Regions from separate parts of the Homo sapiens genome. Here region 2 is linked to region 1. Evidence: chromatin loops called from intact Hi-C (ENCODE). Cell type or tissue: spleen. All regions are shown on one strand. Each heading gives the region's core, and the rest is flanking DNA. Links, peaks and the distances in the headings are about the cores only.

Region 1 (8,338 bases), core at 292-8,291:
CGTCCTATAATCAATGGCCTCTCAGATTTGATGAAATCCTACATTGTCCATGACATCTCTGCTTTCACCAAAAAAGGGATTATACAGAAGAAGAGGAGGTAAAACTCAGCTATCAGTGGGCTTTTCACTGATCGTCAACTTTCAGAGCAAGAGAAGTCTGAGCTTCTGTGGTTTGAAGATGATCTGTGTGTTTCATCTCCTCGTGCCCTCCCTGGCCTTACAAGCTGTCATAACTTCACATGGATTACCTATTATTATCCTATAGTTCTTAAAATCACAAATGAATTTTTTATTGATGTTGGGGGTGTGTGTGTGGTGCTTTCTGTAAAATAATTCATTAGGAAATTTATTTTTCATCCATTATTGAAGCCATCATTTGAAGAGACTGTTTCTTAGAATATATCTACCATGTGGATATATATGCCAGTGGAAACTAGTTAAAATATTTTTATTAAAGCAAAATAAAGGTTTTTTTGTGGTTGTTTTTGTTTTCCCTTTATTTATCCAAACATTTACAAACTCCCTATGATGCATCAGACACTGCTAAGTACTGTTAGGAGACAGTGACAAATTGGATACAGTTTTTGGCTTCAAAAGACTTACAATTAAAGGAAGGATAAAACCTGTAACTACCAATGCTCATATAGGGAAGAATGAGTGAGTCCTGGGGCCAAGATCCAAGAATATCTGAATGAAATCTGCATCATTCCATGGCACTACATCTACCATTACATATCACAAAACAAAAGCTGTTCTTCCTTTCCTCAGAAACACGGCTGCATCAGGTCTACCCAGGTAGACCACAGAATGATGAACCAAAACAGCCCTTCCACGGTTGATATACAAAGACAACTCCCAACCCCTGGTGGATAGAAAGGACTGCATATTTTGAAAACTTTACAATAAGCCAAGTGTTCCATGCCTCATATACCTGCTGTCATTGTTTTCTACCCACTGATCAGTGTTACCACTGTGTGGTTTCTACCCACTGATTGGTGTTTCCACCCAGTAGTCAGGGTGCTCCCCTGTTCTCCTTCCATAATGTTTCGTACCCTTTCACCCCTGCTCAGCTTCTCCCAGACCCCTCCCTCACGACTTTTTAAACTGGCTTTCAGAATCTTTTACCTTTAATTCCCTTGTAAAATGCTCCCTCTCCTTTATTTGAACTATAAGCTCTTTGAGGACAGGAACCAAGCATGGATGACACAGAGTAGACAATGAAAATATGCTTTGCTTTGTCAAGGAAGGATGAGAAAGAAGAGAAAATAGCTTATCTTCTTGAATATGGGAGTTTAGGAAACTGAAAAAAGCTTTGGCGCACCGACAGAGCAGGAAATTTTACCATAGAAGGCTGAAAAAGTTCAATCCTGGGTTTCCCCTCCTGGAACTATCTGATACCAGTGAATCCTTATCTTCTTTTTTTGCCCCAGCACACATGACAGTTGATAGTCACATGAATAACAGATTGTTGTGAGCAAAGTCAATTTATCTGGAATTCTCACATGATTGACTTTCAAGCCACCTTTCTGTCCTACTTGTTATACAAGTGATTAAAAGTGACGCTAATAAAGAGATAATATTGAATCCATTCTAATCTATGGGGGAAAAGTAAACCCACTTGCAGATTTTGCTATTTCATATTTAGTAACATGCTTCTTGAGACAAACCAGTCTGTGGATGCTCCAACACTGTCTTCAGCCCCTGGCCCTGCACACCCTCAGGACAGCTTAGCTTGCTGGCCACACCTTGTGCCAAGACCCAGAAGTCAGAATTCACAGCCACAGGAGCTCTTCCCACAGCTGGGACCCAGAAATGGTTCTACTTTCTTCTTTCAATATATAAAGGATCTGTAAACAAAAGGAACAAAAGGAAAAGCAGAAACATTATCAACATGAAAAGAAAACCATCCATTCTAAATATGTCCATTTATTTTAAAACAAAGCATACCAACACAAAGCTTTATTTCTAGTATATCCACGTTTATGGTGCCTAATTTTTAGAGCCTCCCATCTTGGGGGGCGAGCCTTTATAACATTTGTTGAGTAAAATTAACTGACTCATCATTCTTCTTCTAGTGATGCAGTCAATGTTTGTAGTTTATTTGAAACTCAAATTGAACTGGGTGTTTTGTGTTTTAGCTGGAATCTTATCCCTAGAGACTGTTGCTTGGGATTCACCAAACACTATATCCACTACTTCTGATCATGAGGATTTGAAGAAATAAGTACTTAATAATGGTGGCACTTCCAGTACTGGGGATCCTATCAAGAAGAAGGATTGGAGACCTCCTCACATCTCAGAAATCACAATACAGGCAGGGGCTCTACTTCCTGTATGGAAGGGGACCCACGTCTTCATAGCTGAGAAGGGAAGGCAGCAGCCAGCAACAAAATAAAAGATAAAAGGGAAGCCAAGCACTTGCAAGAACTACAGTAGATACCATCTTCTGGGCCCTGTACTGCGTCCCCTGTGCTATCCCAAGAGAGCTAATTCTGTTCAGCCTCCTTCCCTCCTGAGCCTCTGAGAAAGTAGAGAATAAGACTATAGTTCAGTGGTTTGAAAGCCATAATATTCTGACAAGGGTTCAATTTATGTTCAGCATTTTTTTTTCTTTTGCATCCCAGTCAGGACTTCCACTCAAGTTCTCTTAAAGGAAGGTAAATATTTACAGGTAGAAAATGGCACTAGGTGCCTTGATAAGTTCAAAGAAACAGTTAAATTTGTGTGTGGATCTTTGTTTTCTTTTTTCTTTTCTTTTTTTTTTTTTTGAGACCGAGTTTTGCTCTTGTTGCCCAGGCTGGAGTGCAATGGCACAATCTTGACTCACCGCAACCTCCACCTCCTGGGTTCAAGCAATTCTCCTGCCTCAGCCTCCTGAGTAGCTGGGATTACAGGCATGCACCACCATGCCCGGCTAATTTTGTATTTTTAGTAGAGATGGGATTTCTCCATGTTGGTCAGGCTGGTCTCGAACTTCTGACCTCAGGTGATCCACCTGCTTCAGCCTCCCTAAGTGCTGGGATTACAGGCGTGAGCCACGGTGCCCAGCCCGTGGTATGGATCATTTAATCACCATATCTGGAATATATAAACATGGCACATATTCTCTTTGCCACCCCCTGCTTTTTTGTAGCCTCAAAATTTGATCCAAGACTGGGAGTTAAAAAGTCCCATTTTGTGTAATCAGGTTCTGGTTGAACATGATTGCTGAATTATTTTAAATTAAAGACACATGTCTGGGGATTGAGCTGTATGTATTATTTCAGGATGGTGTCCATTAGGCCTTATCCACAGGGGCTATCTTCAACTTTTGCCACATTCAATGCATTCTTTATACATCAGTATTTTCAAAATGGTGAATCACATGTAAGGGAAAATTGGAGGGAATATGGTACTCGTTAAATGGTGATTTTTTGAAAATTATCTTGAACGCATTATTCAAACCTGTTTCCAGTCTCCCCTGCTAAGGGCCCCACTGCTGGTTGGAAAAGTTCTCTGGGGGGAGAAAAAACAATATTTTAAAGTCAATAACAATGCATAAATAAATAAAATCCTACAGTTGTGCAAGGCCCTTTTGCAAGCCTAAATCTTTGAAGACTTTACAACTGAATCAACATTTACTTTAACTCCTTGTCAGCCCTAAACACTTTAAATGTCTTAATTGCAGATCTAAATCATTGCGGCTGCCATCGGTTTTTCACTTTGAATGCAGATGTCCCTGAACTGAGGCTTTGTCAGACTTCACCTCGTAAGGGCAGCCTGCCTATTTAATAAATCGTTGCATCATGTCAAGGGCTCCTGCCCGGACTTACAGGTCGCCTTTCGTGAGGAGCAGTCAGGGTGAGGGAAACTGTGTGGCTGAATTCGTCTGTTGGCCCAGCCACATCAGGCATCCCTCCACTCCAAAGATCTCCTTCCTGCTAGGAGCTGGTGCGTCTGCTGCATGGTTGTTCATTTGCACAGCTTTATGGAGGTATTATTTACGTATCATAAAACTCACTCTTTTGAAGTCAAAACTCAATGATTTTTTTCATAAATATTCAGAGTTGTGAAACCATCACTGCAATCTAATTTTAGAGCAATTCCATCACCCCCAAAATAAACCTCATGCCCATTTGTAGTCATTCCCTCTTCCCACCTCTGGCCCATGGCAGTCACTAATTTTTCTGTCTCTATAGATTTGCCTTTTCTGGACATTTTATATACATGGAATCATACAATATGTGATCTGATCTTTTTTACTTTGCATAACTTTGAGATGTGTTCATGTAGCAAGGAGCAATACTTTTTTCATTGTAAGTAATATTCCACTGTGTAGATATACCATATTTTGTTCACCCAGGCATCCACTGATAGACATTCATCTGGGTCACTTCCACTTTGCAGCTATTATGAAACAACCTTCTGTGAACATATGGGTATTTTTTAATGAATTGGAGGTCAGATTGCTATTGTCATTCACAGTCAACTTTAAGTTGGGCTTACTCTTTTTTCAAGAAGTCACCCATATTTTTGTTAAAGCTGCCTATTGGAACATTCCAGAATAAAGTAGACTCCTGAGGGCTTCAAAAAATAATATTTATCAGAGTGAGACCCTCGGTAATTCCAGGGCATCAAGTGGTTAAACATAAGGGAGGGAACCATTGGAAGGAAGTTTCAAGACCAAGAGCGATTTGAAGAGCAGCAGGAGCCCCTTCTATGCCAGTCGTGACCCAGAGTTTAAAGAGCTCAGACCCACATGCGCCTACCACGCAAGTGTTCCTTCTGGCAGCCTCGGCACTGCCGGACTTCTGCAAGCCCTGCTTTCTTAAATAACATGGGGGCTACTCAGGGAGAAGTCAAGTTGGAAGTGGCAGGGGAGGTGAACAGGTCGTAACACAGGGAACGGAGTTGTCAGGCTTTGTTTATTTTCATGTCTTCTAAGACTTCAGCGACTGATAGGAGAGGCCAGCCATTCTGCCATCGAGGAAGGAGTGTTGTACTTGATGCGGAAGCAGCTAGATCAAAAGGCGCCCTTCTGTGTTGCCCCAAATCACCCATCTAGAGCCATGAAAAATCCGTGTCATGAGAAATCCTTTCCCCAGAAATCATCATGGAAAGCAGGCATATAAAAGGCAAACTGGTTTAGGAAATGTAATGTTGATCAAAAGGAAAGCCCCGCGTCCTGGGCCTGGCACAGCTCTAACTCTGACTGTGGCCTTGGGCAGGTCACTCACCACTCTGGGCCTCGGCTTCCTCGTTGCGAAATGAGAGAGATTGACATCTGGATTTCTGCCTGAGGTTTTTTTTCCCACATTCAATATTCTGTTTCTCTGAAGACTATGAAAACTGAAACTTTTGAAACCCATATTTAAAAGTGAAACCAGTAGCATCATCCCATTGGCAATCAAGCTACTGATGTCAAGAGGCATGATCTGGAATGCCAAAGGGTGAATAATTAGCATAAGGAACACAAGGTTTTTAAAATGTTGCCCAGTGGCACCCCTCCTTTATTTTGCAGATAGGAAAATTGTGGTTGGTTTTTTTACATATTCTCTTGCAGGTTGTTTAGCTTCTTTGTGTCGGAGTTAGGAATTGACCTAACATTTTAGGACTTCCAGACCTTTTACTGTATCAATTAATCCAGATTGCCTAGGAGAAAAGAAAATAATCATTCAAGAGCCTGTATAAAATAGGCCAGCATTTAAAAAAAAAAAAAGGAAGAAACTCTGACCTTCTAGCCAAAAACAAAAGCCATATTATTCTTGTTTTTGCTTTATGATTTCGGTTCTTATTGGAATGATGAAATCCTGCTGAAGAAAGAGGATGAAGGGTGGTTACAGTCTGATAATAAATGATGAGGCTGATGGACACCCAAGAAGAAAGAATGTTCCTGTTGAGAAGAACGTCAGCATGTCTCTTCCTCCCTTTTCCTCAGTTGCTTATGTCCTCTCTTGCCCATGGAGCCATCTGACATCTCTTGGCCAGGCTCTCAGACACATAGCCAGCTTTGGAGGGCTTAACACGCTTTCATTAGGACTTTCAAGTACATATCTTGCTGGAAGCCAGCGATCTCGGTCCACTTCCCCATGGCAACAACCAGCCTTAGAGTTCACAGGGATGCCTGCTCCTTTGAACTCCGTACAGAGTATTCCAGAGCCCTGGATTTTGACTGTCCTCCAAAGCCAGTGGCCAGCCTGGTAGTGAAAGAAATCTGGGGACAGATGGTATGAAATTGAAATCACATAATCACTACCCTCTCCCAAATGCTGGCCTGTTATATTAGCGAGTCTCCACAAAGTTCTGTGGCACTCATGCTGGTCTTGCTGGAGGCCTGCATCTTAAACAAGGGCGCCTGAACATCAGGGCTGATGAAGAGCTGGCCCATTAAAGAGGAATTTCATCAACGTCGTGTGGTCCCTCCGTGACCATCAGAACCACATGTGCATTTGAAGAAGTCCTCATGCCACTGGACCAATGACAAGGTCTCTTTCAACTTAGACCCATCTGTTGTTGAAAAACTACTGTATTTGTGAGAAGCCATTCTGAGGTGGAAAGGGAGTCTGATCTTTGGGGGAAAACATGGCTACAGGGGTTCTTTCCTCTGAAAATCTGTAAATTTAGCTAAAAGTTACTTCAGGAGAAAAAGCCATTGGTAGCAAGAACTTGGCATCATGGAAAGATCCCAACATCCTCTTTTGATTTACTGTAGATGTCTGGCAACTTCTCTTTGCTTCCCCTCTCTCAATTGTAAGATAGAAATGGTCAGTGTTCATGTTATAAACCAACATTTGCCTGCCCGAGCTGAATTCTTGTCAACCTCTGAAGCTACTGAGTGGGGAATGAAAGAAAGTGAGGGGAGGAGGAAGGCCCCTGGTGCACCCTGGAGGAACAGCACAGATTCCAGCTGAAATCTACATGAGGCTGGCTGATTCCACTTCTTCCAATCCTCAACTTTCATCAATGCCAGCAACAGCATATGGGACAATAGGATGCTTTGGTTGGCATCGACTCCTGGCCTGATGGTGTTAGTTTATTTTCATGGCAAATAATTATATTCTCTCCTTTCCTAAATATTTCAAAATGGTGCAAATAATATATAAATCCATAGGCATAAAAGTCATTAGATTCTTCAAGCAAGGGATTTTTAAGAATACACAAAATGACATATTAGATTTCTCCAAGCTCTTACTCAAAAAAAGCAAATAAACATTTATTTATTAAAACATGCTTGTCTCATTTTACCCTATTGTCATCCAAAAGGAGGAACAAAGGCAGAGAATTTGGAGTTTAATAATTTGTATTTTAAAGTGCCTCTTCCACTGCTTACTACTTGGATGATTAAAAAGAGTCTGAATTTCAGTTGTCTTATTTGAAAAAGTCAGTATGATAATAGTAAATAAAAACAAGAGCAATTTTAAGGGATTCTTGTAAACATTAAAAAAGTTATTATTATAAATATTAAAAGTACATGCTTTTTAAATTGTAAAGCCTTAAACAAAAACTGGTTATTATTGTCCATGGAGAGTAAAAGTGAATTCACCAAAACATCTGGAAAAGGTTTGTCTTTTGCACAGGGTTGTTTTTAGTGCGAGATGAAGAGAAAAATTCTGAGAATAGCATGATGAGAAGTGAGCTAGTTTCTACAACTTCTTTGTCTGCATTTCTCTCTTTCTGATTATGTCTCCAAAACTTCCTCGCTTCTTGAGCAGAATTCTCTATATTTCATAAACAGGGAGACATTGTTGTCAAAAGAACTCAAACTTGTGTTTGAGACAATCCTCCTGCCGTCTCCTATCTCTTCCAACACCTTTCCTCAGAGATCAGATACATTTTCCTGGCAAGATGTTCATTATTCAGAGGTTGCTTTGCAATTTCCTACAATTTCTGTTCACTTGCAAATAAAACCATGCCTTTATTTTAGGATATAGGGAAAGCTTTTAAGAACAGAAGTTAAAGTCAAGCATGAATAAATTTTATGCATGGCAAATATAGACTTTGATAACATTGTCTCCATCAGGGTTGATTGTAAGTGATTCATCACTTTCTTACTCATGTTACTGATAGAAATACTGGAGTTCTGAGTTTGTAAATTAATAAAACCCCTTATCGATAGCACAATATTCATTTAATAATATATTCCTAACACAGACCCATTGTATGAACATACATTGATTGCATTCTTAAATGGATCACATTACTGCATTTTTATCTATGGAGTTGGAATTATCCATCCCTCTAGAAGCCAGAAGTGTCATGAATTTTCTTTAGCTAATTCAGAGGGAAAAGGGTGAAAAGACTGGGGGCCAGGAGGCAAGACAGCATGGTGTTCAAAAGAAAGGTGGCCTTAGATTTTGAG
Region 2 (8,338 bases), core at 193-8,192, 140 kb after region 1:
AGGAATCCAAATAAATCATAATGCTTAAACTATTCGTGAAATCATCAAGTATCTACAGATTTTTTTCCAGTTCTAAATGAAAGTAGCCAAATGATGGTCATTAAAATGAAAGAAAATCATCCTTATTTTTACTTCTGTACAAGCTTCTCGAAGAACTTCAAGTCTTAGTGGAGATGGGGTGAGGAGCTAGTGACAGGGCTCTGATGAGTGGAGAACACCAGGTTCTTCATCTCGAGTAGAATTAGAAAAAATGAAACGGACACACATGGAGTAGTTTTAAGGAGCAGAGAGTTTAATAGACAAGAAAGAAGGGGGAAGAAAGAAAGAAGAAGCTTCCCTGTACAGAGACAGAGGGAGGGAGGGCTCCAAAGCTGAGAGGGAACCCTGCTATCAACTAGCTATATTCGATGGCTGGAGGAGGCGGTGTCTGATTTGCATGGGGCTCAGGGGATTGGTTTGACAAGGCATGTCATTCACGTAGACCGTGAAAAAACTGGCTCTCTCACCCTAGTCTTTTAACATGCAAATGTAGGGCGCCATGATGTTCCACACACCTGGGGATATGTGGGGGCAACCATGCTGCTAGGCACATGTGGGGGCAAGGGTAAGAGGGCAACGGTGGGAATCGCCATGTTGGGTGGACCCAGTTTCTAACGCCTTGCATTTGCATATTAAAGGTTGCCAGCCGGCCATGTTGGGTGGATCCAGTTTCTAACGGTTTGCATTTGCATATCAAAGGTTGCCAGCTGGGGTCTAAGAGTCAGGATTCTCTTTCATGCTAGACAAGAGCCGCGAAAAATCTTCCAAGGACCCCTTTTTTCCTCTCTATCTGCCTAAAATAATTTCTTAGTAACTCCTACCACACTAGATCGTCTTAGTCTTTACACTGAGAAAAGTAAAAGAGGTGTGTTCTCTTTTTGTACAAATGGGGAAAGCCAGGAATAGAGTGATGACATATTTTACCCAGAGTGACATAAGTAATCACAAGGTTCTCTGCATCTATATTACTATATGCTTTGCCAGAATGCCCTGTTAGGATGAAATTTATTTATATAGTTAAATAGTTAATAACTACATAAAGGAAGGAGAGAGGAAAAATAAAAACTAAATATATATATGTGTGCACAAAAAGATATTAAATTGAGCTTATGAATAATATATTTCAATAATACATTACTAATTATTTAACATGAGGAGAGGAGCTGATTAGTAGTAGTCAGTCTTCTTGGCCATAGTCAGTTTCATCAACCTCTTCAGTTCTGAAACCCCAAGGCTCTCCCAAGGTTTACCTGGGGAGATAACCACAGCCCCTGTCCTCTTCAGGCAACTCGGAGTTCAACTTTCCTTTCTCAGAAAGAGAGATAGCAACATCTCAAGAGATAGAGCTAGAGAAAAGTCACAGAAGCATCTATGAATTGGTTCCCCATCAAGGACACCCAGACACACAACCCACTCAGAGACAAACCGTTCTGGAATACTTCATGTTGGAGTGGTTAGCCCTGCTCTGTGAACTGGTAATCCAGTCCTTTGTGGAGCCATCTCTGGGCTAATTGTCTCTTTGTTTCTTGAAGGTTGAGAGATTATCTTCAGCAAAATTCCTCCGTTTAACCCCTGGACTTCCTTACCCCAATTCATCCAACCACCACTCTCATTTGCAGATGAGAATCTTCATTTGCACACATGGCCTTGGCCTTTGCCTCAACCCTTTCCCTAAGACAGCTAGCTGGTTCTATCTTGCTCTCTCTCCTTCGTTTTTGGTGCAGATCAACAGCAGAGCCAACCTTGGACAGGACAGGACGAATCCACACTTCCAACTCACAGAAGCATGGAACCCAGTTAGGGAGAGTCTCCCAAAGCCTTAAGGTACCACAGGGCACCATGTCCTCTGCCAAAACTTTTGGAAACAGGGCTGGTTCTACTGCAGCAGAACAGATCACCCTTTGAACAAAAAGCTCCAAAACTTACAAGAAAGAGAAGATGAAAGCTGCAGCTCTCTTCTTTGAATTATATATTATCTATGCCTAGAATGCCCAGAGGGGTCATGAATTTAGAGAACTCAACAACAACAAAAAGTCAATATCTGACACCTTGTGTTTCTAAAACTCATTACAGCTCTGGGAATGAAAGTATAGGAAGAAAAAAAAAAACAGTGAATAAATTATTTAGAAGAGGAAATGTTTGGATTATTTTCTTGCGTTTTCTTGAGCTTTTCCCAATAGTTTCAGAACTGGTGGAAAGAGAAGGAGTTCTGTCTCCTAAATTATCTCTTGAATTCAAATTTTCTCTGGTCTGGGATTGGAAGGATCCTTCATACTTTTATAAACTGGACTGAAAAATACAGAAGCCCCCAATCTTAACCCTTTCTTCTCTTTCTAAAATATCCTAAGGAAAAGCAATAAGAGATTTAAATCCCATATCATCTGAGAAAGGGACTGGGTTTTTTTCCCAAATCAACCTTTCCAATTAATGAAGCCCCTATTCCTTATACTGAATTGGGGAAATGTCTTGTGAAAAAGTTGCTGACCCTCCTCTGATACCTGGAACCCTACTACAGAGTCTCAGATTTGACTCAGAGAAGGTTCCAGAGGTGTGTCTGCGTTGTGCTGTATTGCACTGAGCTGGTGCCTGACATTTTAGATGCTCAGTGAACATGTGGCTCTAACTCAGTCACTGCAAACTCCTTAAGATGTCTTGCTCATCTCAATGGCCACAGTAGGTAAACATTCAATAAAGCCTGATTGACTAAACAAATAAATAAATGAGCAATCATGTCTAAATCACTAAGGGAGAGGTTTGCCCCCTCCTTCCCCACTCCCATCCTCCAGATCGATCTTTTCTGAGAATCACTGCTTGTCCGTTTTCGTCCCCTAAGACATTTTAGTAATCAAAGGAATGTACCCTATTCCAAGAGTCCTACACATTCTGTTTCTTATTTCATCTGAGAAAGAATTTACTGAAGAGTCCTCTCCACCACATGTGGATTGAATTTCCATTCTCTTCTCCCCATTTCCACCTTTCTTTTTATTTCTGTCTCCATCAGAGCAGAGCATTCAATATGCTGCAGAAATAATTTTCTGCTGAATGAGGTTCGGCCATAAGTCAAGGGCAGATTTATTAAGGCCCCTGCACAGCCTGTTCCTCGGCTTACTGTCGACATGACAGTTTAAATCTTTGATCACCCTTACACGTAACCCCTTCACTGCTGAACAGCCCAGATCTACAAGATGAGCAGCTCCTCCTGGTACTTGAGATGAGTTGAAAATGGTTCTAAATCCAAGCAGACAGGGCATCTTCACCAGGACCCAGGGGTGTCCAGTGTGTTCAGGGATTTTCAAGGTACAGTGAGGCATGGCTTAATGACAGGGACATCTTCTGGGAAATGCATTGCTAGACGATTTCATCATCGTGTGAACATCATAGCGTGTACTTACACAGACCTAGATGGTAGAGCCTACCACACACCCAACCTATATGCTATAGCCTATTGCTCCCATGCTACAAACGTGTAGAGCATGTTACTGTACTGAATACTGTAGGCGATTGTAACACAGTAGTAAGGATTTGTGTATCTAAACATATCCAAACCCAGAAAAGGTAATGCATTTTGTGCTAGGACCTTATGGCAGCTATGATGTCATTAGACAATAGGAATTTTCCAGCTCCATTATAGTTTTGTCGGCACACTGTCATAAGTGTGGTCTGTGGTTGACCGGAACACAGCTATGCAGCACGTGACTGTATCCCTCCTCCCATGCTCACTTCTCTTTTCTACCTGCTTCTGCTTCCAGGCAGGAACTTCATCATCTCCACTGCTGTGCTGTGGGAAAACTCCACTGCAGCTTCTGTTCCCAGAATAGCTGTTTTATCTAGTGAGTTCACTGGCTGTTCTGTGAGAGACTATTATTTCTGTGTTCTGTTTCTGTTTTTAGTAATTTTACCTTTCTGTGGCAAACACCTGGCATCACATAAACCAGTGTTTTAAAACCCATGAACCAGTCGGCTAGTAAGGTTGTATGGGTGCTATGACAATTACTTTTACATGTAATTTGATGTTGTATATTGCATTTGAGGTACTTTGGTTGCCACTACATACACCCACACCCACACACACACACACACACACTTCACAAAACAGTGCTAGAAGCTGCTATTAAGAATATTAAAATGCTTGCACAAACTTGAAGTCTCCAAGAAAAGATTCCTCTGTCCATGCTAACACACGTAAAATACCTGTATCGTGTTTCTTTGATATTCCCTTGTCTTAGATTCCTTGGCCTAAGTCTGGCTCACTGATTCCCACTGAGCAAATGATTACTATTGTTATTCCTCCTATATAGATAGCACTTTACATGTATCCATGTATCCACTTTACACATATCCTCATTAGCTTCTAATAATTCCTGCAAGTGGGTGTTATTCTGATTTTGCACACAAGAAAATCTGAGGCCTTAACCCAATGAGTTGCTCAAAGTGAGTCACTAATGTAAGTAAAAGACAACCCTCAGATCCTCTTTGGAGGCACAATCTCCTTACAAATAACTCCTTAAGAAATCAACACAATGCTGAATGGCTTGTGAAAGAGGGGTGTTAGTAAAATACCTCTTTTTGTCTGAGTGTAAGTACAAGTTTGCACTATACAGAAAGGTATTAAAAAGGGGGAAAATGACCCAAATCCCCCAAAGAAAAACCATGCTACCATTTCGATTCATATCCTTCCAGATTTTTTTCAACGAGAAGATGTTGCTGTGTTTGTTTCTTTGTTTGTTTTGGTTTGGTTTTTTGAGACAGGGCCTCACTCTGTCGCCCAGACTAGAGTGCAGTGGCGCAATCTTGGCTCATTGCAACCTCCACCTCCCAGGCTCAAATGATTCTCCTGCCTCAGCCTTCCGAGTAGCTGGGATTACAGGCATGAGCCACTACCACTGGTTAATTTTTTATTTGTTTTTGTATTTTTAGTAGAGACGGGGTTTCACCATGTTGGCCAGGCTGGTCTCGAACTCCTGACCTCAAATGATCCACCTGCCTCAGCCTCCCAAAGTGTTGGGATTACAGGCGTGAGCCACCATGCCTATCAGTTGCTGTTGTTTTAAGATGAGATACTAATCCATTTTAATCAAAAATGTTCACAAAATACCCCTTGAGCATATAGAAACAGGAAGAGGGGATTAGACATTGGCAAAACTGAGATTGTATAGCTAATGAGAAAACCCCAGCAAATAAGTTCTTTATTAAAAAGTAGTTTAATTGATTCAGCCTAGAAGTAACCTTAAAGATTTCTCTATTTTTGAATATTAAAACAGAAGGCAGAGACTGGCAAACTCCTTTTGAATGATGCAGGAGAGTTTGGAGAAAAAAAGATAAGATACGGACTAGAAATGTATAGATTAATTATACAGCATGTGTATAATGGATGTGAGGAAGAGTTATTCCACCTTCAGGAGAGAATGATTTCTCACAGTTATCACAGGGAGAAGTCAGCCTACCAAATCTTCAGTTAAGGAACCTTAACTTCCCTTGGTGGAAAACAAAATGACAGGAATTGGGGTGGAGAAGACAGGCATGGAGAAGAAAGTATAAATGGAGGAAACATCCAAGAATTTGGGGTAGATTTCCCCTTTTACAAAGAGAAGGAGAAAACCATGACCAGACATGAGGACCAACGCAACCACCATCAACTCATCAGCCACAATATCGCCCATGGGGTATATTCCTCTAAAGTTGCAATTCTAGAAAAGAAAAAGAATCTCAGAATTCAGCCCTAGACTGGTGGAAGAGCTAAGCCACAGAAGTGCTTAGAGGTCGTACATCTTCTGTTTCTGTTCAGGTAAACACAAGTTCCTGCCCACGCCCAGTTATTGCCAGCCACACTTGAAAAGAAATAAGAATACATTTTTCTTTCAGCAGAAGATTAATTGTGCATCCACTGACTTGAGTGTCAGTGTGGTCCTCGGGGCCTGAGAAACTGCTCGGAAGAAGGAAAAGAAAGCAATACACAAAGTACGCAATCAGCTGAGGAGAGCAAAATCATCAGGACCTGGCTTGGTGCTCTCAGGAGAAGTAACAAAAAAAGTAGTCAAATTCCCAGAAAGTTGAGTGTTTGCAAAAGACCCTAAGTGTTTCCTACTTCGGGCAACCCATATGAGTACACTGTGCTGGTCCCCTGTTAGCCCTGCAGAAACAGCCTAGCACCCTGCACTCTGTCCTCATCCTAAAACTGAGGTTTATCGAAGGGGAAAACTGTCCACTAGGCTGCCATTTTTCTCCCAGCAAGTCCTCAATTGTCACTAACACCAGCCAGCTGTACAAGGTCATCCACCCCGCTCACTTGCAGGATATTTTCATTATCTGCCAAATGAGCTGGGGGAGCTCTTACTTGTAGAGAAATATATGTGCTCCCTCCCTAGTCACACCCATTCATCTCCTTCTTAGAGCGTTTTACTTGGGCCCTATTAATGATTTCAGGCAGGCATTTATCTTGGAGTTTATGGGATATTTGGCCATATCTGCTAATACCGTGAACATATCTTTAATCAATGTGCTTTGATGTGCAGTTGTAATAATATAGGTGTATCATTCCATAAAAGTTTCCAATTTTAAAAAATTCAAAATACTATTTATGATTGAATTTGGTCCCACAAATTCTTATTTATGAAAACAAGTTGCCCATAAATATGTTTGAAAAGCTACTTTCTCAACATTTCTCCCCAAATACCTTAAAAGCCAAGCGTATAACAGCCGCATTAGAACAATGAGGAACAATGAGGATAACTGACAGGTTTTGTGCCTGTGTATTTTTCTCCTTTGTGCCACAAAGTTTCTAAGCCTTTGGGAGCCCCCAGGAACAATGACTCTGGTTTAATAACTGTGAAATGCTATTGAACTAGCAATAAAAAATATTCTCCACTGCCAAACAATATGATACTTACAACAGCCAGCATTCCTGCCAATCACAGGGCATTCACGCAAAAGTGGCCTGAGTTCCTTTAGCAACGAGAGTGCCCCTTATAAAATGTGTGTGCACAAGCACAAGGGTTTGGCAACACTGGAGGAGCTCTGCAGCTTGACATCACAGTTTAGACTGCATTCAACTACTGTATTTATGTTCACCTAGAAGAAAAAACATCTCTCTTGTTTGCAGAAGATAAATTAAAACATCAGGGTTGTGTGCAAGTGTCAATGGCCTCTACTACATGCATTTTTTGCTCTGTAAGTCCATCTTTCATAAATTAGAGCCCCTATTCTATAGGTCCACTAGTACGTTCCCAAGGTTCCTTATTTTGTTGGATAGATTTGGCAAAGAAGCAAGTTATTCCACATGAAGGTGATTTTCTCTTTAAGTGAAAGAAGTGAGCAGGATAAAGCGAGGCCTCACTTAAAATAAACAAGAAAGGAAGAAACCATCCATTTCTTTAAAGCTGAGAAGTATTCCTTTCTGGGAAGCAGTCTGTAAGGTCCAACAAGTCCTCAACCGGACGGCTGAGCAAATGACCACTCAAGGAAGGTTAATATAACCATATTCTCCCGGCAGGGAATTCTTTTTCTACATGAGATAAAAACTGGCCTGAGTTGGGCAATTCGTCTATGTTTTTAGGTACACATTATGTGGAGGAGAATTGGTGGGCAAACACTCTGAAATTGAGATATTTAGAATAAATCATCACTGCTTGATCACTGCTGCACCAAGTCTGGAAATCTAAATCAAGATATATGGACAGAGGAAGCATAGAAGGTCATCTCAGATGCCATCTAGTTGGAGAACCCAGTTATGCATAAACTGAAGTCACAGTAAAATTTCGGTAATTCTTCTGCTATGCGCCATTATTATTCTTCACCCTCTGCTTGTGTGAATTGGGGATTTGATGCAGCAACAGATGAGATTTTGAGTTGGTTCTTTCCCAGACAAAAGGAATGAAAGGAGAAAATTCAGCGCTGGGCGTGGTGGTGCAAACCTGTAATCCCAGCACTTTGGGGGCCCAAGGCAGGTGGATCACCTGAGGTCAGGAGTTCGCGACCAGCCTGACTAACATGGTGAAACCCCATCTCTACTAAATACAAAAAAATTAGTTGGGCATGGTGGCGAGTGCCTGTAATCCAAGTTACTTGGGAGACTGCGACAGGAGAATCACTTGAACCCAGGAGGTGGAGGTTGCAGTGAGCCGAGATCACGCCACTGCACTCTAGCCCGGACAACAAGAGCAAAACTCCATTTCAAAAAATGAAAACAAAAAAGAAAGGAGAAAATTCTCATGGAGGTGGGGTGAATCAGCACAGAGACCAAACGAAAAGGCATATTGTATTATGTTCCATATTTTCCTTGATTCTTGACTTTGGGGGCTGC

Evidence for each region. Peaks named below come from ENCODE experiments on the same cell type or tissue, not always from the same donor. Only the 100,000 strongest peaks of a DNase experiment are listed, where the experiment ranks them.
Region 2: it touches region 1 in a loop (5-fold over the local background); 1 of 110 quality-filtered maps calls a loop at or near these places.

The regions. Positions count from the first base shown.
Region 1 is chr7:25,592,870-25,601,207 of GRCh38, forward strand. It overlaps LINC03007 (long intergenic non-protein coding RNA 3007), which reads right to left. Exons shown (of 5, transcript NR_157808.1): 4 at 3,445-3,495; 5 at 432-1,847. Among named protein-coding and RNA genes, the nearest start is that of LINC03007, 190 kb to the right of the region's middle. In spleen, for the core only: no CTCF peak of the experiment used is centred there; no DNase peak of the experiment used is centred there; H3K27ac peaks cover 455 bases.
Region 2 is chr7:25,732,390-25,740,727 of GRCh38, forward strand. The region is part of intron 1 of LINC03007 (long intergenic non-protein coding RNA 3007); the gene reads right to left. Among named protein-coding and RNA genes, the nearest start is that of LINC03007, 54 kb to the right of the region's middle. RefSeq lists enhancers at 333-999, 1,267-1,777. In spleen, for the core only: no CTCF peak of the experiment used is centred there; no DNase peak of the experiment used is centred there; H3K27me3 peaks cover 1,946 bases.